Regions from separate parts of the Mus musculus genome. Here regions 2, 3 and 4 are each linked to region 1. Evidence: chromatin loops called from intact Hi-C (ENCODE). Cell type or tissue: gastrocnemius. All regions are shown on one strand. Region 1 overlaps Ect2l (epithelial cell transforming sequence 2 oncogene-like). Region 2 overlaps Reps1 (RalBP1 associated Eps domain containing protein). Region 3 has its middle 35 kb from the start of Gm20655. Region 4 holds the start of Reps1 (RalBP1 associated Eps domain containing protein).

The links. A loop is a pair of places that touch in the nucleus more often than their neighbours do. Peaks named below come from ENCODE experiments on the same cell type or tissue, not always from the same donor. Only the 100,000 strongest peaks of a DNase experiment are listed, where the experiment ranks them.
Region 2: a loop joins it to region 1, with 2.6 times the contacts of the local background. A loop is called at or near these places in 9 of 42 quality-filtered maps.
Region 3: a loop joins it to region 1, with 2.1 times the contacts of the local background. A loop is called at or near these places in 15 of 42 quality-filtered maps.
Region 4: a loop joins it to region 1, with 8 times the contacts of the local background. A loop is called at or near these places in 30 of 42 quality-filtered maps.

What each region holds. Positions count from the first base shown.
Region 1 is chr10:18,192,866-18,200,865 of GRCm38, reverse strand. It overlaps Ect2l (epithelial cell transforming sequence 2 oncogene-like), which reads left to right. Exons shown (of 22, transcript NM_001370991.1): 3 at 832-944. Among named protein-coding and RNA genes, the nearest start is that of Ect2l, 14 kb to the left of the region's middle. In gastrocnemius, a CTCF peak has its summit at 3,355 (motif pointing right); DNase peaks (open chromatin) are centred at 2,785, 3,054 and 3,366; H3K4me3 peaks cover 523 bases; H3K27ac peaks cover 233 bases.
Region 2 is chr10:18,102,815-18,110,814 of GRCm38, reverse strand. It overlaps Reps1 (RalBP1 associated Eps domain containing protein), which reads right to left. Exons shown (of 20, transcript NM_009048.2): 9 at 6,540-6,661; 10 at 3,067-3,147. Among named protein-coding and RNA genes, the nearest start is that of Reps1, 51 kb to the right of the region's middle. In gastrocnemius, a CTCF peak has its summit at 3,162; no DNase peak of the experiment used is centred here.
Region 3 is chr10:17,866,564-17,874,563 of GRCm38, reverse strand. No RefSeq gene overlaps it. Among named protein-coding and RNA genes, the nearest start is that of Gm20655, 35 kb to the right of the region's middle. In gastrocnemius, a CTCF peak has its summit at 4,386 (motif pointing right); a DNase peak (open chromatin) is centred at 4,423.
Region 4 is chr10:18,050,530-18,058,529 of GRCm38, reverse strand. It overlaps Reps1 (RalBP1 associated Eps domain containing protein), which reads right to left and starts at 2,590. Exons shown (of 20, transcript NM_009048.2): 1 at 2,415-2,590. The coding sequence starts at 2,567. In gastrocnemius, no CTCF peak of the experiment used is centred here; DNase peaks (open chromatin) are centred at 1,803, 2,370 and 3,002; H3K4me3 peaks cover 2,314 bases; H3K27ac peaks cover 1,494 bases.

The DNA of each region.
Region 1 (8,000 bases):
CTTCAGGACGTCGTGATTGTCTGTGGTGGAGGCAGGGGCACTTCATGTATGTTTCTGTGTTTTGTTAATCCACACTTCCATTGTGCGCCCATTGTGCGATTTCATGCAGCACCCGCGCTTTGGAAAATGATTCAAGAAGAATTCCTTGAACAGTAGACCGATCTCACCAGCTTTTAATGGAAGCAGCTCGTGTGGGTCCAGCTGCTTCCATAATGGGAGGAGAGTGGATGTAGCTGGGGGCGGGGTGGGGAAGACTGGTCTACAATCAAGACAATGAATCAGTGTCTTTGCATAAGTGAAGGAGAGCTGAAATCCTGCTTTCAGGGATGCTGACCTCCCTGGAGACACAGCTCACAATGGCAGTGTGCAATAATGACCAATCTTTAGTTTTGTGGATATTATGAAGCCCCAAAGCTAGAAGAAAAGAAAACCAAATCTATACTAACCGGTCCTGCTCCCATGATGCAGTGTATGGGGTCAGTAGACAGGATGAACATTTAGGACTCTGGCCCTAGGCTACACTAACCTAGGTAAAAACAAGAGATGTGGATCCCATCATTACCCTTTGTTTTCCAGGGGATCCCCTTAGCTCCCCAGTAATTACCCAGCTCCTAGGTTTTCCTCCGGCCCACCCAACAAGCCTTGGCTTGCCTGTATTGCTAGATAAAAGCACTTTAAGTTGAAAGGAAAAACCCTACAGCCTATGTGAAAGTACATGTAAACTGTCATGAATAATGTAAATATTAGCTATGAGGTTGTTATTTGACTTGTTGCTTAGCAACTGAGAACATATGGAAGTGGATAGGGAGACCTCATTTTCCTCTCTTCCAGCTCTTTCAGGAAAGAGTTACTCTCATAAGTCACTGGTTTGACCTCTGGACCAACAAGCAACGGCGGGAATTCTTATTCGTGATTCTTTCACAATGCTCAAAATCACAATTAAGGTAAAAATAGCATGCTGATGTTGAAAGATTAGTAAACTCAGTGCTCCAAGGTATGCTAATCATAAAACAGATAGTGACATTCCTCCACCCACCCACTTCCTGGGTTCAAGGAGTATTCATTCAAAGAAAGTCACCCTGACCCACCCTGACCATTGCTGGAACCCACTATGCAAAGGTGCTATTGCTAGGGGCTCTTAGATTGTTAGGGGCTCTTAGAAACTGTCTTGAGAGATAACCTGACACTTGTGACTTTGTACTTCCTTGTGACTCTTAACTGGTATTTTTGGTATCTTCCAACAACGCCCTCCCCACTTCCTTGAGTTGTGGTTTCTTCCTTTAAATACCCCCTTATCCAGCTACTCGGGGCACCACGGTCCTCTACCCCTGCGTGGTGTATGACCGTAGGCCCGAGAGCGCTCTTGAATAAAAATCCTCTTGCAATTTGCAGCAAGACCGTTTCTTGTGGGTGATTTTGGGGTGTCGCCTCTCCTGAGTCAGAACGTGGGGGAGTCCTCACGTTGTGGGTCTTTCAGGTGTAATTATTGATTTTTTAATGGCATCAAAATATGGTAAAATGTTTATATAACCCTTAAGGAGTTTTCTCTTTTCCCTGTAAAAAACGGAGGCAATTGTTATTTTAAGGCTTATGCAGATTCTCCTAGCGCCTGCTTCTGTCTCTGGGCTGAAGCAGAGCCTTGGAGGTTCACAGCCTCATACCATGGGGAGGCTGCTCCATTTCTACAAACACTTGTCAGTGTTTGCTCTATTCTCTTGCTCCATTAAATTCTCTTTGGAGCTATCGGACAGACAATATATGCCAGATGAATGTCTGCTACATAGGTAGACATTTCACAAATGATTATTAAATGCTGGGTTGGGACTGATAAAACATAAGAAAGGACAATACTAGTGGCCTTGAGGGTTATGACAAGACAGGTATCCCCAGGTTGACTATCCCTCCACTGCCCTTTGGCTTAGACAGTGTGACATTGGTAAGTTGAAATCACAGCCAGGGCAGCTAGTGTTCTGATCTGGAACACTAGAGGTTATTAGTTTCCTCTAATTGTGAAGTCGCTATGCTTCAGCTACTCTCAGGTACTTTCCAGTGAGCAGAGCCAACATCAGACTCAGGAGACAGTCAGAGCAGCCAGTAGCTTATTTATTAATTAGCCAGCTGAGTGTTAGATATGGACTCCTGTCAGCGAAACTGGAGGTATTCAAGATGTGTGTGTAACCAGAATATTCTAGAAAGCCCCTCAGTGTGCCTGGACCTGACTGGAGGACCTAGCTGGGTAGTAGCAGCTTCTGTGAGAATGATTTTTGCCGGATTCATCTCCAAAGAGGTCCCCTTGAGTCTGTCTGGGGCAGTCACTGGTGTCTTCGGCCAACAATCCTAACAGAGTGGCATTTCTGAGATGTAGTCCTTTGTCCCCAGACTGACACTCTTTAACTAGTGGACAGAGACCTGGAGCTCTGCCACACCTGCAGAGGGGACTCCAGGAAGTGGCTTATTTCCTATTGTTTGTTTAGGGAGACTCTGGGTATGTTTCACGGACAGTTGGGGTTAGCCACTTTCATTATGGTTTTCATTATGCTTTTCATCATTGCTTTCAAACTGCCCTTTTCCTAATTACCCCTTTCCCTTCTCCTCTGTGTGGGTGTGTCCCCCATGCCCCCTATTCTGGCACTTCAAATCTTTGCGAGGCTAGGCGCTTCCTCTCCCATTGAGGCCAGACAAGGCAGCCCAGTGAGAAGAACACACCCCACGTACAGGCAACAGTTTTAGGGACAGCACCCGCTCCAGTTGTTCGGGACCCACATGAAGAACAAGCTGCACATCTGCGACATACAAGTGTGGGGAGGCTTAGGTCCAGCCCATGAATGTCCTCTGGTTGGTGGTTCAGACTCTGAGAGCCCCAAGGGTCGAGGTTAGTTGACACTGTTGGTCTTCCTGTGGAGTTCCCATCCTCTTCAGGGCCAAAATTGTGAAGATTCTTTTTAAAGAAGATATACTTTCTTATTCTTATATGTGTGTGTCTATGGAGGGGGTGCCTGTGAGGCCTGAAGAGGATGTCCGATCCCCCGGGGATGGAGCACAGGTGCTTGTAAGCTGCTGTACAGTGTGGATGCTGAGAACTGAACTCAGGCTCCTGGAAGAGCTGTAGGTGCTCTTAACCACCGAGCATCTCCGCAGCCCCGTAGAGGCTGCTCAGTAGCTGTCTGACGATCAGGGGGAGGCACATTTCACTGTAGTCATTTTCTGTGATTCCTTTTGCCCTACCTTCCAGCATTCTAGAAAATAGATACAAACAAACAAACAAGACAGACAGACAGACAGACAGACCAAACTTCATTCACATCCATTATCACATTGTAGTCTCAGGGACCATGAACCAAGCAGTTTCAGTTTTGACCACCAGAGGTCACTAGAGATCTTGTGGTACTTTGAGGCTGCTTAACCTGACATTCTGTCCCTAGAAACTGTACCCTTTGGCGCTTGAATGCTTCTTTCTGTGGAATGAGAATGTGGAGCCAACCTGTTGTGTAGTTTTTGTTTTGGTTTGTTCTTTGCTTCCTTTAACAGCAGCTGCGTTCTCACAGAGAGATCAGTGAGCGAGTGAGTCATAGTTCACGCAGCTGCTAACGCGCTCGGGGCTGCCGATTTCACAGGAAGCTGGGTGGGAGTTTTTGGTTTCTAGATTTGTCCTTCTGGGGTCGTCTTTAACTTGTAGTGATTGTTTTTGTTATTGAACACGATCTGCCTAGTCACATGTTTCCCAGTCTCAGGCTTGCATACGTGGGTGGTTTTTACCTGGCCCTCAACTTTCTAGAGGCTCACACTGGGTTAACAGTCTAATCCCATTCGGGCTGTGTTCAATTTTAGTTAGATCTAGAAGCTCGACTCGTTTTTGTTTGTTTGCTTGTTTGTTTTAACAAGTTAATACAACCAGCTTCCCTTAAATGATCCTTACCGAAATATAATTTTTGTGTACAATAACATTTGGCAGTTGAAGGACTCAAGTGAATATTGGCAGAATTTTGTGGTCCTCATATAATCTAAGTTTAACACATTCCACCATTCCCAGTCAATCCCTAGTCAATGATAGTCACTCCTTATCACCTGTCCTTCCAGATGTGTCCAAACACAAGTCTACTTCCATCTCTCTAAATGTACCCCCTCTGGACTCTATATAAATAGAGCCAGGTAATAGGTGATTTTTTTTTGTAGCTTTTTTTTCATGTATTAAAATGTCAAGGTTTATCCATTTTATAGCACACTTTTAACTACTTTCTTCTTGTCAAAAAACATTCCATATTGTGGACTTATAATATTTCATACTGTCACCAGTTGGTAAACATTTGATTTGTTTCCCCCTCAGGCTGTTGAAGATAATGCTACTCTGAACACCTGTATCCGGATTTTTCTAAAGAGGAACTTTTATTTTCCTAGTTTTGTTTTTCTTTAAAATTCCATTTTAGACCAGTTTCTAGGCTCTGTGTATTCATCAGATTTATGTATTTAGTGTATGTAGTGGATGGTGGTTAGGCACGAGCCAGGGCGTGAGTGTGGAGATTGGACAACACCTCGTGGGAATTGGTATCTTACTGCATCACGTGGGTCCAGGTGGTTGAATTCAGGTAGTGAGGCTTGCCAGCAAGTGCCTTTACCTGGGGCCTTTTCTTGACCCTTTTATTTTTCTTAAGCATTCATACAAAAGAGCTTAGAATACTTGCCTCCAGTGTACGAGGGCCTGGGTTCAGTCCCCAGAGTGGGAGAAATGAAAGCTATGAAGTGAAGTATATATTGGGGATTGAAATGAGTGGCTGTAACAGTAACAGAACCATCAAATTTTGGTTATTTATTCAGTGTTTCTTTTTAATCTTCTTATTCCTGTAGTCTTTCTCCTCCCAAATGTAAACATAATAAATATGAAAAATATACATCACTTAACTGCTTGAAGTCTGGGGCGAACTCTACTGTATTTGTAGAACAGTACTTTTTCTCATGACAGAGGCTATGGTTCTGGTCTGTCTGTTTGTTTGTTTTACAGTCTCTCTCTTTCTTTGTTGAAATCCTCATTTTCATATGTTATCTTCTGGTCCCAATTTCCCCTCCTCCAGCTTCTTCCCATCTTCTCCCCTCCCCCACCCCAGCTCCACTCCCATTCTTTCTCTTGTTTGTTTTTTTTTTTTTAAAGATTTATTTATTATATGTAAGTACACTGTAGCTGTCTTCAGACACACCAGAAGAGGGTGTCAGATCTCATTACAGATGGTTGTGAGTCACCATGTGGTTGCTGGGAATTGAACTAAGGACCTCTGGAAGAGCAGTCAGTGCTCTTAACCGCTGAGCCATCTCTCCAGCCCTAGAGTGATTATTTATTTATTTATTTATTTATTTATTGTTTTTCGAGACAGGGTTTCTCTGTCTAGCCCTGGCTGTCCTGGAACTCACTTTGTAGACCAGGCTGGCCTCGAATTCAGAAATCTGCCTGCCTCTGCCTCCTGAGTGCTGGGATAAAAGGTGTGCGCCACCATGCCCGGCTCCTAGAATGATTTTTAAAGGAATTTTATAATCACTAAGATTTTATTTATTTATTTAGCTTCTTAAACCATCCCTCTGGCCAGTCTTCCTCCTTTTAACAGGAAGTGTCTTTATCCCTCCCTTATGAAGTTTCTCCAGGACATGACACTCATGTTTCAGCAGGCCTCAAGGTTCCTGCTGGTGTCTACTTTTCTGCCCCGCCCCCTCCTCCCCCCCCCCCCCCACCTGCTTGACTAAATTGACCTTTGAAGGCCGCTGGGCTGTTTGTCTCTGTCACACTTGGAGACACCTTCGAGGGCTGTGAATTGCTCTCCTTGCTGCACTGGTGAGACCGGTTTTAAATTGCTTCTGCACAGCTGCGTCTGCTGCTGCGTTGCCTTCTTACAAAGGCCTTTCATTCCAGAATTGGAGAAGTTTAAACTTGTAGCCTTCTTGGGTGGGTGTGGCAACATTCATGCAACTGCGTTTTCGGGCGGTGGGGGAGGGGAGGGACAGAAGAAAGAAGGAAGGTCACGAGTAACCCAAGAGATCTTACGTCTGGTCACCCGTCTTCACCAGAGCAGAATGGACGTGGGGGTGGGCAGGGGCAGGACAACGCACGCATCCCTGTATACTAAGAACACCCATGTCCTCTCTAATCCACTCACTTACTCTTTCCGTGTGGCCCCTGCAAGCCGTTGGGTGAGGAAATCTCACTTGGTGTAGTCTGTCAAGAAACCTGGCTGTGAAGTTTTTCAGAGACAACATACTTCCAGCTTCAATTAGAGCCCAGCGCAGCAGCATCTCCTTGAGTTTGGAAACTCATTTTAAAGGAGAGCATTTGCACGTGGCAATGGGACGTTGTTTTAAGAACAAGCATCGCCCAGGGATGGTATAACACCAAAGCAGAACGAGAACAGACTCTTCAGGACCTTGCTAGCGCCATCACTGCTGTGGGCTTTGTCACCAGGGAAGGATGCGACTTGAACTGAAGACATGGGCAAGGTAAAAATTCTAGCCAAGGACAGAGCAGAGTGGCTGGAAATCACCATGAGGCGAGGGGATTCTGTCTAAACGAAGCTAGCAGGCTCCTGCTGGAGACAGGCAGAAGATCAGACACCTTCCCTCCCCTCTTCCTCCAAACACCGAAGGATCAGGAACCCGATCAGATTTCCAGGGTGATCAAGTATCAAGCGTTGGGATTTGTTCTGAAATGACTTAGCAATGTTCTTTGCTAAGACTAGATTCTACCAAGGAGCCCACCCAGATGGACAAAGGAGAAGGCTCGGGAGCTGAGAAGGTAGAACTTTGTCAGAAAAGGAGCAGGCAGTGTTCAGAGACAAGGCGTACCTCTGTACTGCCAACTATTGTATCTGGACAGGCAGAGAGTCTGGAAGTTTGGGTCATTTTGTCTCTTCCTTCCCACTAAGGACCATGTTCTGAGCATCCGCCAACGCTCTACACCATTAGAGCAATCATAAAATATCCTCATTCACGGCTGAGACGTTTTGTAGGGATTGATGAAGCTATTAAAAAACCTGCAAGTTTATTTATCTATATTTATTTTATATATATATGGGTATGTTTACCTGCATATATGTTTGTGTACTACAAATGTGTATTGCCTTCAGAGGTCCCAAGAGGGTATTGAATCTTCTGGGACTGGAGTTACAGGCATTTGTGAGTCACCACGTAGGTGCTGGGAACAGAGCCTGTCCCTTTGTAAAAGCACTCAGAGCCCTTAACCACTGAGCCATCTCTCTAGGCTCCTCCCAAACAAGAAATGGTTAAGTTTAAAAGCAAAGGGGAAACCAGACTCCTGAAGCTGTCGTGTAGGGGGAGAGGTGGAGACCAGTGGACGTGTTAAGCAAGTCTTGCATGGAAGTTCTCAGTCCCTACATTCTCAGTGGCTCAGTTCTATTGTGTTTAAAGTCTCCCTGAATCACGTAGAACCACCACACACGTGATGTTATCACCTACGGTACCTTGTTTGTCTAAACTGCTCTTATGTCGAGAGCTAGCCGCAGTACATCTCCAGTGTACAGGAGAGTGTGATTGATGTGGAAGGCAGGAAACTGTTGTGGGAAATATTTAAAAGAATGGCAAGTTCCCGAGCTACACCCAGCTACTCTCCGCCCTGTGGTCTCGAGCCGCCTCTAGCTAGGCAGTCTTCCCTTCTTCAGTTTGCCAGCCTCCTAGCCTCCTGTACCTTCTCAGCCATAAACCCCTGTGGCTGATGGTCCCAAATTCCAGTAACCCAGTAAATCAAAACTCTAGAATCTTATAATGAATCAGTCAGATTTATATATCAATACATTCTCAATTCACAAGATGCCCACACAGTAATTTCAGAGACAATTAATGATACAAGCGGTCCACCTAGATTAGACAAATTACCCCAGTTATTCTATCCTCCTCTTATAGTCACAGCTACCTGTGGCTACTTAAAGCCACACAGAATCTGGATCGTCTTCCTCCTGCTCCATCTTCCTTCCTTCCTCTACCTGTCTCCTCCTTCTCTGTCTCTGCAA
Region 2 (8,000 bases), 90 kb after region 1:
GGCTTTCCTCTTTCTTTTCCCATCTCCCTCTTCCTGACAGCTACAAGGAAGGGTCAAACGACCCTTTCACAGGGGTTGTCTAAGGCACAGTTATTTACAATTCATATCAATAGCAAAATTATAGTTATGAAGTAGCAATGACAATAAAGTTATGATTGGGGGGTCAGAACAATGAAGAACTGCATTAAAGGGCAACAACATTAGAAAAGCCGAGTGCCACTGAGTTATAGTTTGCTCGCTCGGCCATTTCCCTTTTAAATGCTAATAAAAGGGTCCTTGAGCTTAAAAAAATTCATTATACAAATAACATACCTTCTTTTGACCATAACTTCCCCAAGCACCTTGGGCTAAGCTAGCCAATCCCTTCTTTGCCTATAGTTTACCCAGTTATCAACTTTGATAATTATCATGACTAGCATTATGATCATCAACCAACAATATTAAACTGGTTCCTTTAAGGTTGAAATCTTACTTCTGGCATCTTTTACTTCTATAGATTATCAAAGAGGTGATACCACCAAACCAGGTGAGTTGCCTGGCTCTAACAGGTGATCAAATTATTTTAATATGCTGAGCCCCTCAGTTCTACAGCATCAAGAACAGGCATGAATCAGTCTAAAGACTCATGCATGATGCTAGTCATCAGTCTAGCATTTCCTTGGTGTGCTGGTGACATTCACCCTAGCAGAAGCTTATTCTACTAGAAGTTACTAATTATTGGATAATTGTTCAAGAAGAGACAAGTTTGTGGAAATGAGCTCGCCAGAGCTTCAGTTTCACTAGAGATGACAGGCCAGTCGGCACCATCCCAACAAGCCTCTGAGTTGCTGCACTGTGCCACTAGATCAGTGTGGAGCCTGCCTGGTCACAGACAGTTACTCAGCAGATAACAATGAACATTTTTGTTTTTAAAACCACTCCATTAAAGATTCCCAACAATAAAAATGTTAAATTCACACCAGAACAGTAGTGTACTCTTCTTTGCTTTCACCCCTCCATGATGCCCAGATTCACTTAATTGCAGCCCTGGTTTATTCAAGTCTCACAAAGACTGTTTAATCTAAGACTGTAGTTACAGCTGTGGTCTATCGACAGGCAATACTTGGGTATTAAATGAGGTGTAAGACGACAATATAAGGGCACACAATTAATTGAAAGTAGAGTCTCCTAATTGAAACTCTAAATAGCATCACCTACATTTGACCAAATTTAGAAGTCTAAATTCAAGTTTAAAATCTTAATGAACAAACATCTCTTATTTTCTCAAAATTTCATGCCATACTCTAGATAATGATGGAAAGTACTGAGCTGTATAACAAGTTTGGGCAGAGTCTCTCTCTGTAGCCTAGGATCACTGGTCTCAAGCACTAAAGGGCTAGAATTACAGGCATGTGTCACCAGGCCCTGCTGAGCTATATCATTTTTAGCACCAGTGTTGGCACTTATAAATCTGGACTTTATTTCTAAGATACAATAAGAACATCAAGTATTTTTTCTACATTTCCTACCAGTCATGCATGCATAGGGGTTAAGTTTAGCTTGAGCTAAACAAGATTCTGTCTCAAAATAAAACCAAAAGCAACAAATAACTAAACAAAAATCTCCCCAAATAATGTTCTGGCCTTGTCTGGAAGAGTGTTAATACTATCAATGATTATTTTCTGTCTTTTAAGGGTTAGAAAAAAAAAATCAAGCTTTTCATAATTCATAAAATTCATAAAACATTTTCATGAGTTAAACTATGTTAATAACAAGGGAGTTAAAAAAAAAAAACAACCAAAAACCAAAACCAAAGCTTAAAGCTAAAGGAGACTTAAAGGTAAACTTGATTACAGAACGTGTCATGTCCCAAGAGACCAGAAATGTGGCTAACAAGTAGCAAAAACTTCAATATTTTATTTCTCTTAAATGTTCAGAGATTAAAATCAAAGACAAGAGCCTTGAATCTAGTAAGAAAAGATGCAGATGCAGGGGTAATCCAGTATTAACTGGTCTTGGGAACAATACAGGTCTACATTTTAAAACTACCCATACATTATGTTTGAACAGCTATAAAGCCATCCCGTAAAGCACAGCAAGGCCTCGTTAATTTGCCGCCAGGGCAGTATTTAATGCCACTTTCCCCAAAGAATAACAAGCGTTGGCTGGCTGAGATCAGAAACATCTACAGAGAATGTGTCTGCACTGAGGATGGAGCTCGGCGTTTGGCTTGTGTGGCTCTCAACTCAAACCCTAACACTGGGCCACCAGTGTGGGGCAGAGGCATGAATGCCATGTGTCACTTTCTCTACTCTGATCATTTAAAAACCTTTTAAACTCTTCTTCCTTCCTGCTTCCTTTTGTGTTTTGTTTGTTTACACACAGTATGCGTATTAGCATGTGTCCTAAAGAGAGAAAGACCAAGTAAAGGATGAACCCTGAGAGCAACTTCTATCTATAGTTTAAATGTCTTCCAGCATTTGAGGGACAGGTGGGGTGTGACTCTATAGGAACAGAATTAACTTTTTAAATCAGGATACGAACTTTGTAGCATTTTTTTTCAAGTGACACAGGAAATCACAGAGACAAGACATGCTTTACAGAACTACTGTGTAACTATAAATCAGCTTGTTTTTGTTGTGCTAAACTTAACACACTATGAAACGAAAGTTATGCTATTGGAAATATTTGAAAATGACACTGCATAAATATTTACATACAGAGTACATGTTACATGATGTGTAAGCATACAAATAAAATATGTAATTGAAACAAGCAGTATATGTTTCATAAAACATACACTTAGCAGATGTAACATGGCTAACCAGATCGACTATCACAAAAATATTCGTTACAGACATAAACATAAAGTTTTCTCTCATCAAAAAAACCTACAAAATATGAAGAATGGCAAAAATGTTCTTCCACTATGAAGCACAAAAACCCACAAAACCCAAAAAACCCCAAAGGCCTGCCAACTTTCCCTCTAAGCACTACACTGAATCATGCATATCAGTAAAAACCATAATGATGGATATTGGGTTAATAAAATTAATTTCAAACAAGCAAGCTAAGTGATTGACTTACAGGATCAGCTGGTGCAATGTTAGAATCAAATTGGGTCAGAGTTTGTGAGCTTGAAGAGCGTTCACTAAATGTCTCCCACTGCTGGACAGACAGAGGAGAGACACGTCAGCACGGGAGATGCAGTAGATGCACTGGAGAAGACTTAGCAAGTCATTCAGAGGCTGCACTGCAAGATGCATTTCGCAGGATCGACAAAATTCTGTAGTTTGTAATTCCCATAATCACTTCATACTTATCTGTGCTGGGCCATCTTATAAACAGAAGGCAAACACCTTCATAAGCAAATGTACAGTAAAAATTTAATGTAATCTCTATGGATGAGATTAAAACTTGTACAGAATTAACACTCAAGACACCGTAAAGGAGACAGAGCATAGGTGACGGAAATGGCAACCAGGTAGAAACGCACAGGGTCGTCCGGACCAGAACAGTGCTTAACTCAGGTCCTGCTCAAACCCCAGTTACAACACTGATCCACAGAAGCCGAGGAGCTCAGGTTCTAATCAGCATGGAGCATTCAGTGCGACTTGCCAGTGCGACCCCTGAAAGATGAGTCCATTATGAACGTGCACATATCTTATACATATGCATATTTAATAAAATATAACAGATAAGATGCAAGACATTCTGGAATTAATAACGTTTTAGCTTATTTATCAATTTGTAGCAAGTCAACCTCTGCGATCAGCACTACAAACAGGGCCATGCCAGATCACAAGACAGAGCTGCCAATCAGGCCCCTCCCCATGCTAGGAAGTGAGAATGCAGCCACGAGAGCACATCGAGCAGCTGCCTGAGTATGTGTTATACACAGGAGATGCACGGGAAGAGCTACTTTCTAAGAGAGGTACACAAAGAAATATCATACCTCTTAAAACAGGTGGAATGATAAGTCAACATTAATTGTAGGAAATTCCATTTGAGATCTTAGTAACAGTACAGATTTTTTTCATCAAAGTTGTATTATAACTATTACTAAATCTGCTTCTTAAAAATGATAAGTTGCCCTCTGAGGGAAACATCTACTTACACATATACAATATATACACATGAATGCTTACACACAGACACAACTACCTCATTAACCAAAGTCCTTCTTATAAATTCAGTTTGTAAGAGTATATATATTTTTATGCTTCAAAGTTCAACTTTCTATTTAAAACAGTGATATTCAATTTGAGTAGATATGTAGAAATTAAGCTTTAACAAATGAGATTATTGCTGAAAATTATCCACAAAAAATGGCTAATAAAAGCATTCAATAACTTATCCTACAGGTCACAAAGAGAAAAGTGTTAGTTCAAAGTTGTGACAAAAGCTTACAACAGTTCACTTTTATTATGGGCTTCCACATCAGAAACCAATTTAACGAATTTGGTAATAGAATTAATTTCTTCCTCAATAACTACTGTTACACGGATTTAGAAGGAACTGAATTCTCTACCTCATGGAAAACAGCTTCCACGCAGAACTCAGCACCCTGGAAGGCAGTGGGTCTCATCGCCAGGACAAGCACAGCGTTAAGAGCTATGGGCTCCGGCACCTGACTACTGGCATACTGGCTGGGCTGCATGGACTTGGCTGAGTTACACATCCTCTCTGTGCTCCTGTTTCACCATCTTTAACATGAAATTAGTAATACCGACCTCACAGGACTGCTGTGAGGGACTAAGTAAATCAGGTGAAAAGTCTTTTGAAGAGACTGGCATATCAAAAGTGCTTTAAAAAGTTAGGGATTTTAGTGTTTTCTCTCATAGCACCTCATCTATATCCATCAGTACTAAATAAACACTGAAATAATACTGGGTTTGTGGGAGATAAAATATAACCTAAATTTATATTCCAAGTAGATATTTTAATAGCTACTACCAAAGCATCTTAAAATCATTGTTTTACTAGCTTTTAAGCATAGCATAAATTCCATATCAAAATATGCATAGCAAAATTATGTCATTTATGATTTTATTACTAGGCATTGTAAAAAAAAAAAAAAAAACCCTGATAGAACTTTTTGAGAGGGATAATGCATGCACCTAAAATCAGAACTGAAAAGTATATTTACTCCATCTCTCCAGATCACGCCTGGATATGGACTCCTTATACTTTGGGAAGAATTGCTTTTATGTATAATCCGTAAAGGGCTGAAGCATTCTGTTAACTTAATATTGCTTTTTAAAAACCTAAGTGCAGCTTTAGAAACACCTCTCTTACTCTGCATAAGCTATCTCTACTAGCAATTCTTACAGGTCTTACTCCGTCCCTCCTCACAGGCATGTGTGCTAACGTGTTTGCATCTGGTGAGGTGGTAGTGCAATGGCAGAGCTGCCTTGGCTGTTCTTAAGTCTTCAGAAGGCAAAGTCACACGGAACTGCCAGTTCTCCTTCCCCGGCAGCCCTAAGCTAGTAAGACTTTAACGAAATACTGTCCTGCTTTAAAAGACAGAAGAGCAAAACGCTCGCTTTCCTACAAGTCAACAAATCTCCTTTTGTAGATATAAAACTCAGGTAACAAAGAGAACTTCTTCAGAAAGCTCTCCAGAGCACAGAACGGGGTGGGCGCTTAGGCCCTTCCTCTTAATTCTACCAGTGTCCTCTTTACTGTTTCCTAAGGCCTGAGCCCAGGAGCTGGGAAGCAGTGTGCTTTTACCTACTCTGTTTTGCACACTACTGGTCGTATTAATATAGTAAAATTACTTCATTTTGTACTATTATTATTTTCTTTTGCTGTTTTGAGACAGGGACTCTACACATCTCTGGCTGTCCTGGAACTCATTATATAGACCAAGCAAGCTGGCTTCAAACTCGCAAAGATCCTTTGCCTCCCAAGTGCTGGGATCAAATGTGTGTGCTTACCATGTCTAGCCTCCATTTTGTATTAAATAAAACTAATTATAAGTAGTTTGTGTTGCATGAAAATACTTTTTTTCATGCAGAAAGCTACACTAGTGACCTGTCTCTTGTATCACTTCATGGCAAGATTGCAAAAATATATCTTCATATACCATATATATATATATATATATATTACATAGACTCAGTAGACAGCAGCTGATGAAACAGCAAAAGATTTGCATCAATCTTGCTCTTGAATCACCCCGGACATGGGATCTGGTGAAGTTACTCCCCTTTGACTTTCAATTTATGTGTTTGCCCTACCCAATTCCCAAGGCTTTAGTGATGGTGGGGAAGATGGTGGAAACCATATGATAGTGTACACAGTACAGAAACTTCAGAAGCCACATGATTAGTAGGATTTCTGTCACTGTTTCCCTGAGGTCCTCGACTGTACGACCCATGCTGTGTGTGTGTACACTGTGTGTGTGTATACTGGAGAAATCCCGTGATATGTGATGTGCTGGACGAATCCTATGGTGTGTGTGCGTATTGGAGGTATCCTGCGGTGAAGCGATCCTGTTTGAAACTTCTTCCCGTAAACAAGCTAATTTCAAGCAGAGAAAGGGAAGTTTTGCTAACCTCACTGCTCTGATTCAGCTCTGGCCATGTCTGGTTCAGGGACGGCATCGACGGTGACTTGCTTGGAGGTGCTTCTGCAGGAGAGCCTGAGTAACCTACCTCACCTGGCTGCTCCCCCACATCTGCAAGGTAGACACAGAAAGTTCCCATCAGCAACATATGTTAGTTTGGCTGATTTACTTATGAGTAACTAACAGATAAATTTGCATAAGTGGTAATTTATACTCTCAATTTCCTTCTCAAAGTAGATACTTTAACAGATAATACTTATTATTTATAGTCTAATTAATATGATGGATCCCAAACTGTTCACGAAAAGAAAGGCAGGTTGGAAGTAAACAAAAGAACAACATGAGATAGATAGATGTAGCTCTCTGATAACAGGGATGGATTCCTCTCAAAGTACATCCACGGAGCACTCTTCAGCAAGGAGGCTGAAAGATTACACTTTCGGCTCCAGTGAGTTTGGGGATCCTCTAATGCCAAGTAGAGTATTGCCCTATGTGCTGCAGTCAAAGCTTGTGATGTCCCACAGTAAATAAACTTTAAGTCAGGTTTCCCCAATACAAAATGCTTTCTAGCAAACAAAATTCTTCAGTTTTCCCTTGGAATTGTTTTGAAAATTGCCAAATCAGTAACATTTTCTCTAAAACCTTCCAGTTACCATACAGCTACACCTCAAACGGAGCAGCTGTCCACGAGCAAGAGGCAACAAGTCCAGATGGCCACATATAGTCCAAGTCCAAATGTAAGTCTTGGATTTTTTTTTTACGGTTTTTGTTTTGTTTTTGGTTTTGCTTGGGGCTCAAACCCAGGGCCTGTGTATGTTAAATACATGCTCTTCCTACCACTGAGTTATATATAGTTGGGCCCCAAAACCTATGCTTTCTTATTTCACTATGTACACTAGTGCTTCCAGACTAGAGTGAGATAGCTATGAACCTATGCTATGGTTTAAAAATGGAGGTTTAGTATGTTTAGATATCATGTTCTACTTTCAATTTCATTTAAACCTTAAAGTATCTTGAAAATTATTAAAACAGAAGGAGTTTCAATGACAACTAAATCCCGATTTTCCAAGTTTTACAGAGCTCTGAATACATCCCCTACCAACAGGAATTACATAATGAAATATGAATCTACCATCTGTTCATTTGACCATGGGAGAATTAAAAAAACTAGTCTTTAGCTTTTTTTTCATCAAAATGAAAGACATTTACTAACAAATGTTGGCATTCTACTTTGGATTTATAAATAAACAGCTCTACAGTAATACCTAGCAGGGTACAGTTACCAACTTTCCACTCTAGTCAGAAGCCTTCTCGTCTGTGCCCAATACAGTAACTAATACGTAGATGAAAACAAGTATTTATTGAAGTTGCTTACTCTTTGAGTTGAATTCATTTCCATTTTCTTAGAATCACAGTTAACCACTGCTGGTTGTAACAGTGTTCACAGTTT
Region 3 (8,000 bases), 330 kb after region 1:
TAACTTTACACAGAAGCTTGCAAGAAGAGTGGAGCGTGAATGAGTAGGAAACATGAAGGCTCACAGGCAGAAATGAGAGCTCCCAAAAAATAGTTAATACACAACTCTGAAATTCTTGACTACCTAGCCCATATTTGTACGCTGTGATAAAACACCACGACCAAGACAACTCAAAGAAGAAAGGGACTTTATGTGATTATAGAGGGTCAAGAGACCAGCATGGTGAGTAAGCATGGCAGCAGGCAGCAGGTCACAAACAGGAAGTCAAGAGAGCAAACTAGAAAAGGGAAATAGTTATGAACTCTTTAAGTCTATCCTCAGTAACATAGTTTGTCCTGCAAAACCGCACCTCCTAGCCCTCCTCAAACAGTGCCTCCCACTGGATTTAACATGGCTTACAAGATTAAGATTCTAGATGTCCCCAGCGATTGAGTTATAATTGTTTCTGAACTAAGTTTGTGTGGTGTTTTCCTTCACTTAGCGGCTTGGCTGGGCTCCAGAGAGAAAGGTATGGTGGCAAAGTGTGGGTTTGCCTGATGTGTACCCCAAAAGGACTTGGGAGTTTTGAAGTATGGGGCTGGTGTGGTAGCGACCTGCCAATGGGCACTTAGTGAGCAAGTTGGAGAGATTTCAGAGTTCTGAGTCAGAGAGTCTCCATGAGATGAGAACAGGTCAGCCATTGCCTGTGGCTTGCCTGCAATAGCATGGATTTAAAAAAAAAAAAAAATTTCCTGCAACAGGTGGCAAACCAATGAGTTGGGCAAGAATCCACGAGAAATGTAAGATTATTAGCCTGAGAAGTAGAGTTTTATTTTCTAAGTGAGAGAAAGGTGGTGCTGGGACTAGTCACATGGACTCAAGCATGGGAACTTCAAAACAAAGAAAGAGGGCTCTGAGGTGCCCTGCTATAGAAAGAGACAAGATGGCTGCCCTTGTCAGAGAGCTAGAGAATGGAAGCTGCCTACATCTTGGGGCAGATATTGATTTAACTGTAAATTTATAAAATTGGGATTATTTGCTTTTAGGATAGATTTATATACAGATTTTGTCCAAATCACATGGGGAATTTCGCCTGCAGTTTGGAACTAGGATAGAGAAAATTAGTCACTGACTCCAAGTAGAGAGGGCAGTGATAATTATCTGCTATGCACAGGTAGTAGTAATGTCTGTGGCTCCAGGTAGAGAGCTCAATAGATAGATGGCGTAACAGGATGGCTGCTCTAGGCAGAGAGCTTAACAAGTAAAAACTACCTGCTTCCTATAGGCAGATATTAGTGAAAGTTTGAATTAATTGCTTTAAAGATGGTATAAAGATATATTGCTCTAATAAGTCTTACAGGATACTCAAATTCTGTCTAGTGTGGGCTCCACAGAAATTTTGGGTTTAAATCCTGGTTTGACTACCTGCCTGCTTATAAGCAGGTATAGATAGAAGTATGAATCAATTGTTTTAAAGATGGTGTAATAAGGTCTGCAGGATAACTAACTCATATTCTCTAATGTGGGCTCCATGGAAATTTTGGGCTATTATCCTGCATGGCAAAATAGAAAAGGCTTAAGAATAGGCACATACAATATTTTAATTTACTTCATTTGTTTTGAATTGTTTTAATTTTCAAAATGGGTGTGATGTTGAGTTTTGTGGTTACAATACTCATCTTTGAGAGAGGTCAAAATAAAGGGGTTTTTTTTGTTGTTGTTGTTTTGTTTTGTTTTTTGGTTACTGGCTCAAGGATATGCAGATTTGGGAGAAAGGTTTTGTCTTTGCATATTTAGAAAAGGTGATTAGTGTCTATACACCTTCCAGAGTAAAAAGGTCAAATAGGATGAAGGGAGACCTCCTGAAGAACTAGACTCCAGAGAATCAAACCAAAAAAAGTTATCTTGATGATATTAAAGTTTTGTTTTGAATAGACGGCCTTGGTGAGTCTCATAGTCAGACATGCTGAACTGAGTTACTTGAACTCCTGATGTCTTGGACTTTCAACTTGATCAAGTCAGGACACAGACATCAGAGACTAATTCAATCCTTGGTGTGGCCTTCTTAAAGCCAACCAACCCCCCCATTTTCCCTACCCTTTCCTCCACCCCTTCAAAAATATCTCAATGCCCATATTCCACTTGAAAAGAGTCGTCGTCCCAGTTCCCTGAGCTTTGGGGCTGGAGGTGGTTATTCTAAGGTTGTCTTTCTAAGGAATTTAGAAATGGTCATAATTGGAACAGGGAAGAAACAGCCAGAATTGATTATATAGCCATAATCTCATTTGGTAGAAATCTTTATAATTGTTACTAAGTTGAAGTCATAATTTTTTGTTTTTGTATAGAATTTATTTTGATGCAAAATCAAGGTTTTCATTAGTATAAATTTCTTATATTGATACACAAATTTTAGAAGTACAAAGCTTGGACCCAATCCTTCTGTTACTGTTATTATAGACTGATCTGAGATGTTTAAGCCTGTGAGTTAAGGGCCAAATAGCAAATGCATGGCTCTAAGTGTATTATTAGGGTGTTCTCAGATATTTTAATTAGAAATAGATGAGGGTAGTTAACAGACAATAGTCCAGATTATTTTACATAGATAGTTGGTTTTCAAAAACATTAGAAATCCACAGAATGTGACATTTAATGTTATTTATTCATTTGTTGAGACAAATCTGCTCCTAAAAGCTTCCCATTCATAGATTCAAAGAAGCAGCTAAGCATTTATACCTCCCGGTGAGGTGATACATTGTGGCTAGGTGGCCACTGGGCAGAAATTGCCTACCTGTCCTGCAGACCTGTACTGTCCTTGAGAGGATGAAAGGTATAGGTTAGGACAGCTTAGTTCTGCTTGGACAGAATAAGGTAGTCCTTAATAATTCCTGTTTTTCAAGATCTGTCAGCTGATCCTGGGCCAGAAGGCTGAAGCCTGATGTTCCAACTTCCTGACTTTCTGGGGCTGTATAGGTAGGCAGCTGCCTCTACAATTTGTCTCAGTTCTGAAAGCTGTGTTAGGTTTCCTATATTTTCAGATAATGTTGGTCATTTTCGGATTTCTGATGGGGTTGAAAGACTAGTTATAGTCTCATGGTCATTGCAGACTATTTAGCATTGAGTGAATATATTTGAGAGATAGTTTTCAGATAATATACAAGCTAACCAGGAATAACATATGGATTTATAAACCTTTTTAAAAGTTAGATAACAGAGTGTTCTATTAATTATGGACTGGGTGTTAGGTCTATCTTGTATTTTATAAATTACAAAGTGGTAATAGTTGTGCACAATTTATATTTGAAAGAAAAGGTTTGCTTATTTGGACAGAAAGGGTAAAATGTAGCAGAATTTTCCCCCAATTAATTTAAATGTTAATACAATAAGAAGCCTGTGATTGGACAGGGAAAAGGGAGGCAGAGCTAAGATTTTCAGAGACAGAGACAGGGATAGGAAGAGAGAGAGAGAGAAAAGGAAGGAAGAGGAAGGAAGAGGAAGGAAGAGGAAGATGATCCAGATTCTGAGTGACTTTAAATAGCCACAGGTAGCTATGAATATCATAAAAGGACAGAATAATTGGAATAACCTGTCTAATCTAGGTGGGCAGCTTGTATCATCAATTGGCTCTGAAATTATTGTGTGGGCATCTGGTGAATTGAGAATTTAATGATATAGAACTCTAATTAATTATAAAAAAGACAAAATATAGCAAAATGTTGAGGAACTCATTACAGCTTTTTAATCTAAACTTGGTATCAGGAACAATACAATCCAAGAAAATGTAGAAAGTCCAGACTTTCCCCATCCATCCTTTGAGTCATATGTTTGGACCTAGGATAGCTGCAAACTTACTTAAAACATTGTGCTGTTCTCTCTCTCTCTCTCTCTCTCTCTCTCTCTCTCTCTCTCTCTCTCTCTCCTCTATTGTGCAGTTCTCCATCATTAACTCTATATGACATGGTCATATTACAATGTCAAAAATCAGGACATGTCTGCATGCAGCTGAGCTCTGTGAGTGCAGTCTGTTGTCTAGGGAACAGATGTCTGCCTTCCAACTTTCCTTAGCCTTTCTGCTGTAGGCATTTACACTTGTACTTTTGTGCCTCGCACAGTGCCTAGCACAGGGTAAGAACTTAGGAGTCCATTCACTGTTGGATGCTGCATTTGCTGAATTGACCTGGGATACAGCTTAGGTCCTAACTACAACCGGTTTTCATTTGCAGAACAGAATACACTTCCTGCGACCCTCTTCAGTGTGGCAGCAGCAAACAATTACTAACTCTGGCAGAAGAGAAGACCTACTTAGTTGCTGTACAAAGGTGGTTTTCAGTTCTGTTGCCATGTACAGCAGTCCTGCCAGATTAAGTGACAATCTGTCTGGGACTGGCTGCAAAGACAGTTCTGCCTCTAGTGGTTCAGTAGGTGGCACTGCTGCTCTCTGTGTGCTAAAGGTGGCTGCCTTGCAGAGGCTGTGTCTGGGCAGGCAGGAAGGCAAGCCAGCAACTCAGAGGAGTGTTTTTAGGCAAGTGGCAGCACAAACCCACTATGAATGTGAGGGAAAAGCCACTGTCATCTGCCCCTGCTTGCAGTTTGGGGGGATGGGCCTTAGAATCTGACAGTGAGGTTGGAGATGTCAAAACACGAAGGGACCTGAGGGGACTAACATAAGCAGGCTACAAATCAGATGTCTGTTCCCTGCGGGCACAGGAGGAGGAGAAGCTGGGAAGCTGAGCAAGCACATAGGCCCCTCCCTTGGGGGGAAAAATGCCAGTTTATTTAACGTCTCATCTTTCAGACTGTCTTGAATTGGTTCAGATTTTTACCTTGTTGGTCACTTTGATCCGTAGTGTTTTATTTTCTTGCTGATAGAAGAGCATTAGGCCTTCTATGCAGTATCTCTGTTCGACATGTAGTCACTTAAACCCTTTATTTCCCGACAGCCACATCTCAACTGATGTTACGCACTGAATGCTTGATGCCCTGCTAAGTTTCTATATGGAAATTCTTACCTCCAACATGATGATGCAGAAGGGTGTGGCGTTTGGGAAGGAATGAGATCATGAAGACATCGGCCTCACAAAGGGAGTTAAGATCCTCATTGAAGGAGACCTCTGTGAGCTCCCTAGTTTCTTTCTCTGTGTTGCTACAATATGAAGATGGCTGCGGGTGAGGACATGAGCCCTCTACAGACAGGAAATCTTTCAGAACATGACTAGTGGACTTCCTGGACTCCAGAATTAGAAGTAATATCTTCTGTTTGTTTATCACCCACACAATCACTGGTATCTTTGTCACAGTAGCCCCAAAGGACAAAGACAATCGACAGCATGCTTTCTTTTTTCTACCTGACTCAAACTTCTATCAAACTCATATGCAAAGTAATAGAAAAGTTTGAGTCAATGGGATGCATGTTTTGCTAATAATTTAGTTAATGGAAGAATTATCTGCCTTATTAACAAGTATGCTCCTTTAAATGTAAGAGAGCACAAAGCAACTGCTGGGATGCTCTACTTGTCAATCATTGTGGCTGAGCTTAACAAATGCTTGTCATGTATGCTGTCATCATGTCTCTTGCTAGAATAGGCACTATTAACTTGGTACATTTTTCACCTAAACCACCTGTGGTCTCAGAGTCATTGTCTGGTCTCACAAATGACATTATTTCCACTGTACTAGGTCATGACAAAAATCTTAGCAAAATTAACCAAATAATATTCCACAATTGATTCTTAGAGAAATAAGAACTCAGGCCAATTTAGTGGGGAACCATTTAACTTGAGCTCAAGGGAAATGTGATCAATTATCAGAATTTTAGGATGAAGAGATTGATATTCAAACAGCAAGCTTGCCAATGCTCACATGTAATCTTAGCACTTGGGAGGACAAAACTGAGAGGCTAACTATAAATTTGAGGGCAGCCTGGTCTCCATAATAGCAAGGTCCCAAACAGCTTATACTATACACAAAGAAAAAATGAAAAAGAAAGAAGAAGAGAAAGAATGAAAACAAAGAGCAATAAAATGAGGGAAAGGGGGTGGGGAGAGGCAATGAAAGGAGCCAAGAGGAGAGGAGAGGAGAGGAGAGGAGAGGAGAGGAGAGGAGAGGAGAGGAGAGGAGAGGAGAGGAGAGGAGAGGAGAGGAGAGGAGAGGAGAGGAATTCTGCAGTTTCTTCTATAGTGACTACGTGGCTGGAACTGGTTAATGAAAGAAGAGAAAGTGACTTTTGGACTAGTTTTCTTCTTCAAGGCACTGGACTGAGAGGCTGGGAAACTCGTCAAAGCTTTCTAGTTTCATGCAGCGTCAAGAGCAAAAGTTGGAGTTTAGAGACAGCCAGTGGTTTAGGATCCGGACTGCAACATTCCTGGCTCTTAGTTTGGACTCCAAAATCACTTCACCACAGGAGATAGATAGCTCTGAAAAGGCTGGAGCCCAGCTTCAGACCATTCAATTTATGACTAGGCAGGTTAAGTTTCTCACCTTACCTGACTGTTGGTTCACATTCCACAAGTTTTATTATGTTTTTAATTAAAAATGCCCAGAAATCAAATGTGCTTTCTTCTGGTATACTTATAGGCAAAACTATTGAAATTAATATAAAATTTCTCAAGCAATCAGATGTTGCAATAATTAGGCATGGCTTTAAAATAATTGTGCCTAGAACACTCAATTAGAAATTTAAACAAGAAAATGAGACCATAAGTCAAGTGGAATATCTACAAGTAGAAACTCTGGTAAATGGAATTAAGAGCTCAATGGATTATATAACAATAGTTTAGATAATAAAGACTGAGGGGCCCTAAATTAATAGGATGATGAATCAGAAGATAGTAGAAATGTATGAAATGCAGTTGTAATGCCCAGTAGGCTTATTGGAGCAGGAAGTTGAAAAGACAATGCAGTTCATTAGACATTATTAAGTCAAAGATGAATGTTGAAATCCCTATGGTAACCACAAAAAATATGTAATGAAATACTATGACTAAAAGTAGTTAACGGAAAAGAAATGAGATAATAAAAATAATATGTTAGTGGCTTAAAAGAACATAAAGAAAGTTGAAACACAAAATAGATGGGACAGCCATAAAATAAATAAGTTAATGTTTAATTATACATATTAATTATATCTAAAAAAGGGACAAATCTCAACTCTATGTGGTATAGAAGTCTGTGTTGTAAAGTAAAATAATTCAGAAAAATTGAAAGCAGTAGAGTGGACAATATTAAAGCATGCAAATATTAACCATGAGAAACTCACATTTGCATTTTATCAGATGAAGTAGACATTCAGGCAACAAGTTACTAGTTTTATGAAAGTATATTTTATAATAAAATGATCATTTCAAACCAAAGTTACCACAAACATAAATTCATATACCCCTGGTAATATGTAAGACAATATTTAATAGAACAAAATGGATAATTAGAAAACCTGAAATAATAGTAGAAATTTTGACTCACAGCACAAGTGGCCAAATAGATTAATAAGCCTGAAGATTTGAATAGCATAGTTTAGACCAATGGTTCTCAACTTGTGGGTTCTTAACCCTAAGGGGGTTGAAGGACCCATTCCCAGGGCTTGTATATCAGATATACTGCATATCAGATATTTACATTATGATTTATAACAGTAGCAAATTGAAGTTATGAGGTAGCAATAAAAATAATTTTATGGTTGAAGGGTCCCACACCATGAGGAAGTGTATTAAAGGATCACAGCATTAGAAAGGCTGAGAACCACTGACTAAGAGATGCCTGTGCATACAACACTGTACATGGCACAGTTGCCAAAACTGACCATGAGCTGGACTATGAAACTCCAACATATTCCACATGATTTAGATGCATATGTTGTATCGTTGATAAGTGTAGCAGCATTAATCTATTAGTTAAAAGCTAATATATGAACATTGTAGATACTTATGTATTAGTTCTTAAAATGTTAAAAGATACATGAAAATAATTTGAAGTTATATGATAACATTTTGATTAAAAGTTCTGGGTTATACTTAAAACCATTCTTTAAG
Region 4 (8,000 bases), 140 kb after region 1:
TTTTCTTTACACCTGAATGGTCCTGTAATTTACAAAGCCCTCAGAGCACCTTGTGCTTCTGTTGAACCTCCAACATCTAGCTCAACAAAGAGAACAAAACTGGGATATGTTTGAATTACCCCCAATGCTTCTCCCTGAGAGCCATGGAATGCTGTTTTCAGAAAATCTCAAACTCTCATAAGAGAAACTAAATCCACATTCCCCTTCAGTCTCACATTTCTATGTCTTAGGCCAAATTTTAAGTAAGCTGCCTTCAAGACTCCAGATTGCTATTCAGTACAGGTTGGCTATTCTTTATCAGCAATGCTTGAAACTGAAGGTTTGTGTACACACAATGAGATATCTTGGGGGTAGGATCCAAGTTTGAAGAGATCTCTTTACATCTCATATGCACAGTAGTCCCACAGTTTGAGAGTCAATTTAAAAGAATGATAATTCTGAACAAGAAAGTTTCATAATATGGAATTTTCCACTTGTGATATTTTGGCCCTCAAAGTTTTCAGGTTAGGAGTACTGCAGATATCCTGGTCAGGGATCGTCAACCTGATCATGTTACTGTGGAAGTCTTGCTTCAGGGATCCTACAATTTCCAACGTGTAATTGAATCCCAAATATTTAAACGACTTAAGCTACCTATGTACAAAGATAATAGAAATTTATTTTCAAATGCCAATACAATTGAGTAAAATATGAAAATAAGTTGGATTCAATTGAACATATCTCAGCTGGAGGTTAATGGACACTAATTTCTATGCCCTAAACATGTAAACACCCTAAAAAAGTCTTGTGTACCATTAGAATGACAAAGTCATTTCCAGTTAACTCTGAACCCCAAAGACATGAGCTAAAATAGAATATGGGGGGCTTCTTGTCCAGAACCTGTAAGTTTTGTACCAAATCCATTAGACACTAGCCCCATATCATTTAACCCATCAGCAAACTATGGGATGTTTTGTGTGAACCCAAGCTAAACCTGGTTTCCTCATCGTAAGAGGGCCATAAAAACAAAAACAGTGAATCCACACAGAATCTGAATTGTTGGGAAAGCCTAAAATTGTCACTATGTTGTCCTCTTCAGCAGCACAGATCTGAGACTTTCTTATCCTTCCCTGGTACCTAAAACACTCACCTTTCCCCACCACACCCCAGGGTTAAGAAAAAATGACAAAATGAAACAAAAGCAAAGTGAGAAAGAATTCACTCCCTAAACCACAGTAGGCACTCGGGTATTGTCTATATTCGAGGTGTGTGTAGAAATTTTTATATCACAAGGGTTTCTGTTAGAAGAAAACTGACTTTCACTCTAAGATGGGCCTCAGAGAACTGGAGGCTGAGGAGGCAGAGTGATGAGATTTCTAAAAGCCTGGAGACTCCTGGCCCAGCCCACACCCACGTCCCAGCACCTGAGCAGTTGAGGGGGCAACAGGACCCTGAGTTCAGGGCTAGTCTGGGATATAAAGCAATAAGCTGTCTCAAAACAAAGTAAAATCAAACCTCTGGCCCAATATTCTGCTTCCACTGCATTATATCCACTTCCATCTCCATGTGTTTGGAGATTTGGATAACTGGCTTGGGATCAATATGAGGATGAAAACTTAAGACGGTTCCTTCCTCCCATACAGTTTAAACAGGCTCTTACTATAGCAGCTATGAATCATTAAGCAGTAGCATTAATGCTCATCACAAATATTAGCACTTCTAAAACAGGCGACAAAGAAGGTTTACCCTTGCTGCTACAGAGTTACGAGTGGCAGAGTTACAGACTGAGGAGACTATCCGCTGTCTGATTCCAGCTGTTCAATAAATCCCAAACCAAACCCACAAGCTCCACTGACTATTCCCGGGAAGGGCACTAGAAGATACTGTCCACCGGCCACCCATTCTACGACCAAGTTCTTTTCACATCTATCTACATGCCAAGTATCAGCCAGAAGTTCAAATTTCTTAGTCTCCCCTAAGAACACAGCTTCCTTAAATTTAAAACAAAACAAAACAACCCCCCCCCTAAAAAAAAAACCCAAACCACCTGCTTCTTGGATACCTTAAGCGTAACAAATCTCACTTCATCGAGTCTGCTCGGCTCGCTCAAAAATCCATATGGCATTTTGCCTGCCTATAGTCGTAACTTTCCTATTGTGCGGGAGTCGAAGAGCTATGTGACTATAGTAGGCATATCCAGCAGACGCTAGGATGCACACACAACCCGAGAGACCCGGGACCTTGCTCTTCCAGTGCACAGGCTGCCGGAGGGATGCAGGCTCCGCAGACCCCCGCCCCCACCCGGACGGCGAGCCCTCCCCCTCCAGGGGTCCCCGCGCACCCCGCTCCCGCACCTGCGGCCTCTGCCCGTCCCCGGGGGAGCCCACTCCCGCTGCCGCTGCCCGGGGCCCGCGCGGCCGGGGACGCGGCGGTACCTGGAGGACCACGTCGTTGGGCAGCTGCGCGGCCCGGAACAGCTCGAGCACTCGCCCGTTGACCACCACCTTCTTGGTGCTCTCGATGTCGCAGTAGGAGAAGAGATCCGAGTAGTATTTCTGCTCGGCGTCGCTCAGCGTCAAGCCTTCCATCTTCGCCTCGGCCCGGCGGCCGCCCCGCCCCGCATGCACCACCCGGGCGCCGGCCCCGCGACCCGGGGCGGCCGGCGGGGTACTGCGCACGGCACGGCCTCCCCGCGGGGCCGCGAGCTCGTGTGGCCCGGGGCAGCCGGCGGCGGTGGCGCGCGGCTGTGCGCGGCCGCAAGCTCGGCGTGGGGAAAAGGAGGCGGCGGCTCCGGGCTCGGCCGCGTCCCTCGGGCTTCCCGCCTCGGCTTCCCCTTCCGCCCACGCGCCCCCCTCCGAGAAGTTGTGGGGCTTCCGAAGTCTAAAGTTTCGGGGGCTCGGGGCTGCGCGTGGCCGCCGCTCCGCCTCCCTCGGCCGCCATTGACTGCGCCCCGGCCCGGCACTGACAGCGGCGGCCGCGCTCCAGACCCGGATGTGAGGCCGGGAGGAGAGAGCGCGAGAGGGAGAGGGAGAGGGAGAGAGAGAGAGAGAAACACCCACCGGGCTGGCTCGGCCGCTCCCGGGAGAGCGGGCCGCAGCGCCCCCTGCTGGCCGGAGCCCCGCGGCACGGCGGGGCGCGGCGAGTGGCCCTGGGCGCCCTCCGCGAGGACCCCAGGCTGGGGGCACTTGGGGACCGACCGGCGTCCCAGCGACGCGGAGGGTTCAGGTCGCACTGCGGGCTGGGGTGCGGCAGCTTCTGGCGTGCAGCATTTCCTAACGGTTTGCACTTAACGAGGATAAGTGCATCGCTTTGCGCCGTCCACTGAAGCAGGGAAGCTTGCTCAGGTGTGGACGCTTAAACCAAGGCTGAACTCGATCTGGTCCCAAGCCGGGTCTTCTGTAAAACCAAGTTTGAAAAAATAGAAATAAAGAAAAAAAAAGTCACCTTTTTTTTTTTTTTTTTTCACCGAGAACCAAATACTGTCGGTTTATGCCATCCACTCGGGAAACCTGTGTAGGCCTTCAGCCAACTCCAGGCCCTCTTGTTGCTCACCATCCCTTCCTTCCTCTGGGGGGTGGGGGGGGGGGAGTCTTAATCTGCATCTGTCTCTGGAGTTCATAGACCCTTAACGAGCCTTTAATCTTTTAAAAGTATTTCTTTCCTGAAACTCTATGAAGTCAGGCTGGACTTGAACTCTTGATCCCCTGCCTTTTCTTTCCTAGTGAAGGGATACCATCACCAGTCAGCCCGCGACCTTGTCAGCATTAAATATGAAGTATTTCAGAAACGGGAGCCAAGGAAGATTACACAGAGGGCTTTTCAAGTTTGGTTTTTATTCTCTGTTACATAGAGCCCATTAAGGGGACATCATTATAAGAATGAGCAGACATAGAGGGCTGGGGATATAGCTCATTTGTTAGAGCACTGTGTGCACAACGCCCTGGGTTCTATTCCCAGCACTGCATAGATCAAGTGTGGTGGTGCTTACCTGTAATCCCAGCCATTTGGGAGGTAGAGGACAGGAGGATCAGAAGTTCAAGGTCATGTTCAGCCTCACAGAACACAGAAGGCCAACCTAGACCCTATCTCAAACAGCCCAGAAAACAGAAAGAAGAACTCTGGCACCAAATGCCTCCTTTGGAGGCTAAATCTAAATGAACGTCTGTGAAGCTCTTTATGTAAGTCTTTATAGATGCCACTTTGTGGCGATATTTTCATGTTACTCTACTTCATATAGTGCTTAGTACGTCTTACAATTCATACTCACAATTGCAGTTTGGGTATGTGTGTGTGTGTGTGTGTGTGTGTGTGTGTGCATTTTTAAAAGATAGGTTCAATGAGGTAGGGACTGATTCCTGCTGTCACTGGTCTCTTTTCCCCTGCCACCTCCCCATGGCCTAGCAGCTCTATCCTGCCCTAAGCCTTTGTTCCTTCTGAAACCTCACACAGACATTTGCACGTTCCTTCTCCTGTTCCGAGGGCTCCGTCTTGGAGAACAGTCCCGCTAACACCTGATCTCCAGCTGTTGTGCTGTGTTTGCTCTTCTTAACCTGAATTCTTTTTCCTTATTGCATGTCTAGCTGATATCCAAATATGAATTTCTGTACATATTCATTTTTCTAAAATTTTATGCTGATTACACCATTGATGACAACAGCCCCGTGAAACGAGCTTGACAAGGGTTTCCTTTTTTGAAAACTTGGGATACTGAGACAAAAATGGTGTTAGCAACTTGTAAGTTTCATGACACTAAATATCTAGATGCAGGGTTCTAAACCTACTCAACTCTAAAACCAGTACCCTTTCTTAAGTCTCCTGAGCCACTAGCTCTCTATTCAGTAGAAGTGTTTCATTTCTTCGTCACCACCCTTCCAAGGCCTGTCACATACAGGTGTACCTCAATCACAAGTGATCAAATGAAGTTTAGTATTGATGGGCTAAGAAAGCATCCCGGGCTCTAACTTCCTAGCTTCAGTAAACTACAGCTCTGTGCCTCTCTTAAAATCTGAAGTCATTGCAAGATCGCATCATGTACAAGCGTTAAGCTCTGAAATGTCCCTCTCAGTTCATAATCTGTCCTTTCCCCCTCCCCTGCCGTTCCATAAATAAACCTGTCCCTTACAGTCCTGAGAGTCTGAAGTTCCAGCACAGTGAGTGGGTTCACAGTTATACTGTGAAGGGCTGGAGAGATGGCTCAGAAGTGAGGAGCATTTGCTGCCCTTGCAGAGGACCCAAACTCCCTTCCCAGCACATATACAGCCTCGCACGGGATCCTTAAAGCCAGCTCCTGGGATCGGATGCTCCCTTCTGGTTTCAGTGCACATGGATGGTGCACATACATTCATGCAGCAGTCAGAAACATTCACATGCATGAACTAAAAAGTCAAAATTATACTTTGAAAGCCAGGTGTGGTGTGTATACATATAATCCCAGGGAAAGGAAGGATTGTGAGTTCAAACCCAGCCTGATCTCCGTAGTGAGAGCCTGTCAGAAACAAATAAACAGACACTTATACTTTGATCATGCTGTCCCAGTGAGCTGCCGGATTTTCTTTTTGAGGATCACAGAGTCTAGGGGCCTTGTGGTCAGACTTAGCCTCCCACCACCATTTCCTTCTTCCATTGTCCTTTCTGTTATCTCTTGCCCATAACTCATGCTAAATTAGCCTCGGCAGGAGCTTTATAGAGTGTTAGGTTCTCCGTCTGTAGCTCTATTGCTCTGTAAAGCTTTCCTAGAGTACAGCAGGCCCTGAAACAGGGTACTTCTCACTGACAACAGGCCCAGATGAGGGCAAAGAATAACTCACACCAGACCAGGAGTGGTGGTACATTCCCAACAGTGGGGAGGGGGCTGAGGCGTGAAGATTGAGAAAGTTTGAGGCCAGCCTGAGCTGCATAGAAAGATCCTGTCTGAAAAAGATTTTTTTTAAGTTAAAAAAGACACTAATGAGGCTGAAGAGATGGCTCCACAGTTAAAAGTCACACACTCTACTCTTGTAAAGGACCTGAGTTTGTGTCCCAGCACCCATGTTGGGCAGTTCACGACCACCTGTAACTCCAGTTCCAGAGGAAACAATACCTTGTTGTTGGTCAGACACAACAATTCCTCATCCACACAGACATACACACACACATGATGTATGTAAATTAAAAATAAATCTTAAAATAAAAACAGCAATAGTACAAATTTCAAAGAAAAGCAACACAGTGCACTCCCCCTGTTTGCTTAGAAGCACCTGAGTAGCCTCAGTTGCTAACAACTACTGCTGTTGAGCCACGGACCCATTTCGAGGAGGTAGGTATCCTGGACAACACTGATCTGTAAGGCACACTGTGATGGGGAGAGAAGGATGAGGGCACCATCAAAATGGAGAAGCCCCTGCTCTCCCTGCCCCCACCATGCATCCCCCAGTGTGCTGGGTGCTTAACTTCTAAGCCTCACAAGGAGGTGAGGCTTTTGTCTGTATCCTTCACTTCACTGACATTTCAAGATATGAAAGGAAAGAAATGCAACTTCTACAACTCACCATGTGACCCCTGTGAAGTCCAGTCTAATTTCTTTCCTGTGCATTTCTAGGCATATCAATTTTTAGTGACATCATCGGAAAGCCATTTTAAACAGATGGTCTATATTATGTCAAAACAGATTTTCAAATGCTGGTTTTGGAGCAAGATCAAACAATTGGTTATTGCTAGAAAATGTTTAGAATCTTTTTTAACTGGGAATCTCTAATCGTTTTTTCCCTAGTATTTCTTTTCAATGAAATATCTGTGCGGGGTCGTGTATGTTTACAAAGAATTTCCCAATGGTTTTAGGAAACAGCGATATTACGTTTCATTCCCACTAGAAACATATATGAAACGACAGTATTTTTCTTAAATCCTCATGAGTAATTATAAAGCCATCTAATGGGCGAATAGTGGTGTCTCACTGCCATTCAAACCTTTTCTAAGGACGATAGGCAGATTTTCATGCATTTCCTGGCCTACAGATTATCTGTTTTGTCTTTGGTGAAAACCAACATTAAAAAAACTTTCCTTTTTATATACTTAACTGTTTTACCTATCTGGTGTGTGTGTCTGTGTGTGTGTGTGTGTGTGTGTGTGTGTGTGTGTGTGTGTACACGCCCACACGTTCGCTTGCTCCAGTAGGGGCCAGAGGAGGGAATCAGATCCCTTGAGTTGTAGTTAGAGGCAGTTACAAGCTGTCAGATGTGGGTGCTGGGAACTGAACTCTGGACCTCTGCGAAAGTAGTATAAACTCTTTTGCTGGTTTTGTTTGCTTGTTTGTTTGTTTGTTCCTTTTTGAGACAGGGTCTCTCTGTGTAGTCCTGGATTGAAGTCACTATATAATCCAGGCAAGTCTTGAACTCTAAGATCTGCCTGCCTCTGGCTCGAGTGTGCTGGGATTAAAAGCCTGTGCCACAACCCCTGGCAAGAGTAGTACACACTCTTATCTGCCAAGCCACCTTTCCAGCCCATTGAACTGTTTGTTTGTTTGTTTTATTGTTTAGTCTTGAAAGTTCTCCTTTTTTTTTTTTTTTTTTTTTTTTTTGAGACAGGGTTTCTCTATGTAGCTCTGGCTGTCCTGGAACTCACTTTGTAGTCCAGGCTGGCCTCGAACACAGCAGAAAACAGCATTAGATCTCATTCATTACAGGTGGTTGTGAGCCACCATGTGGTTGCTGGGAATTGAACTCAGGACCTCTGGAAGAGCAGTCAGTGCTCTTAACCGCTGAGCCATCTCTCCTGGTCAAGTTCTTCATTCTTGATGTAAGTTTATTGTCAAGCATGTAATCCACAAGTTACAGTCCACGAATTGTTTTCTCCATTCCATCCCCACCCACAGGGTGTGGTGTTTATGTGTTGAAACCAGCTCTCCTTTCTGATCCGCCTGCCTCTGCCTCCAAGAGTTAGGGTTCCAGATGTAGACTACGAAGCCTGGCACCTCATGGCTTGTCTTTGTATTCAATAAACACAGTTATTTAATTACATTTACAGCCCTGTGACCAGAGCCCCAC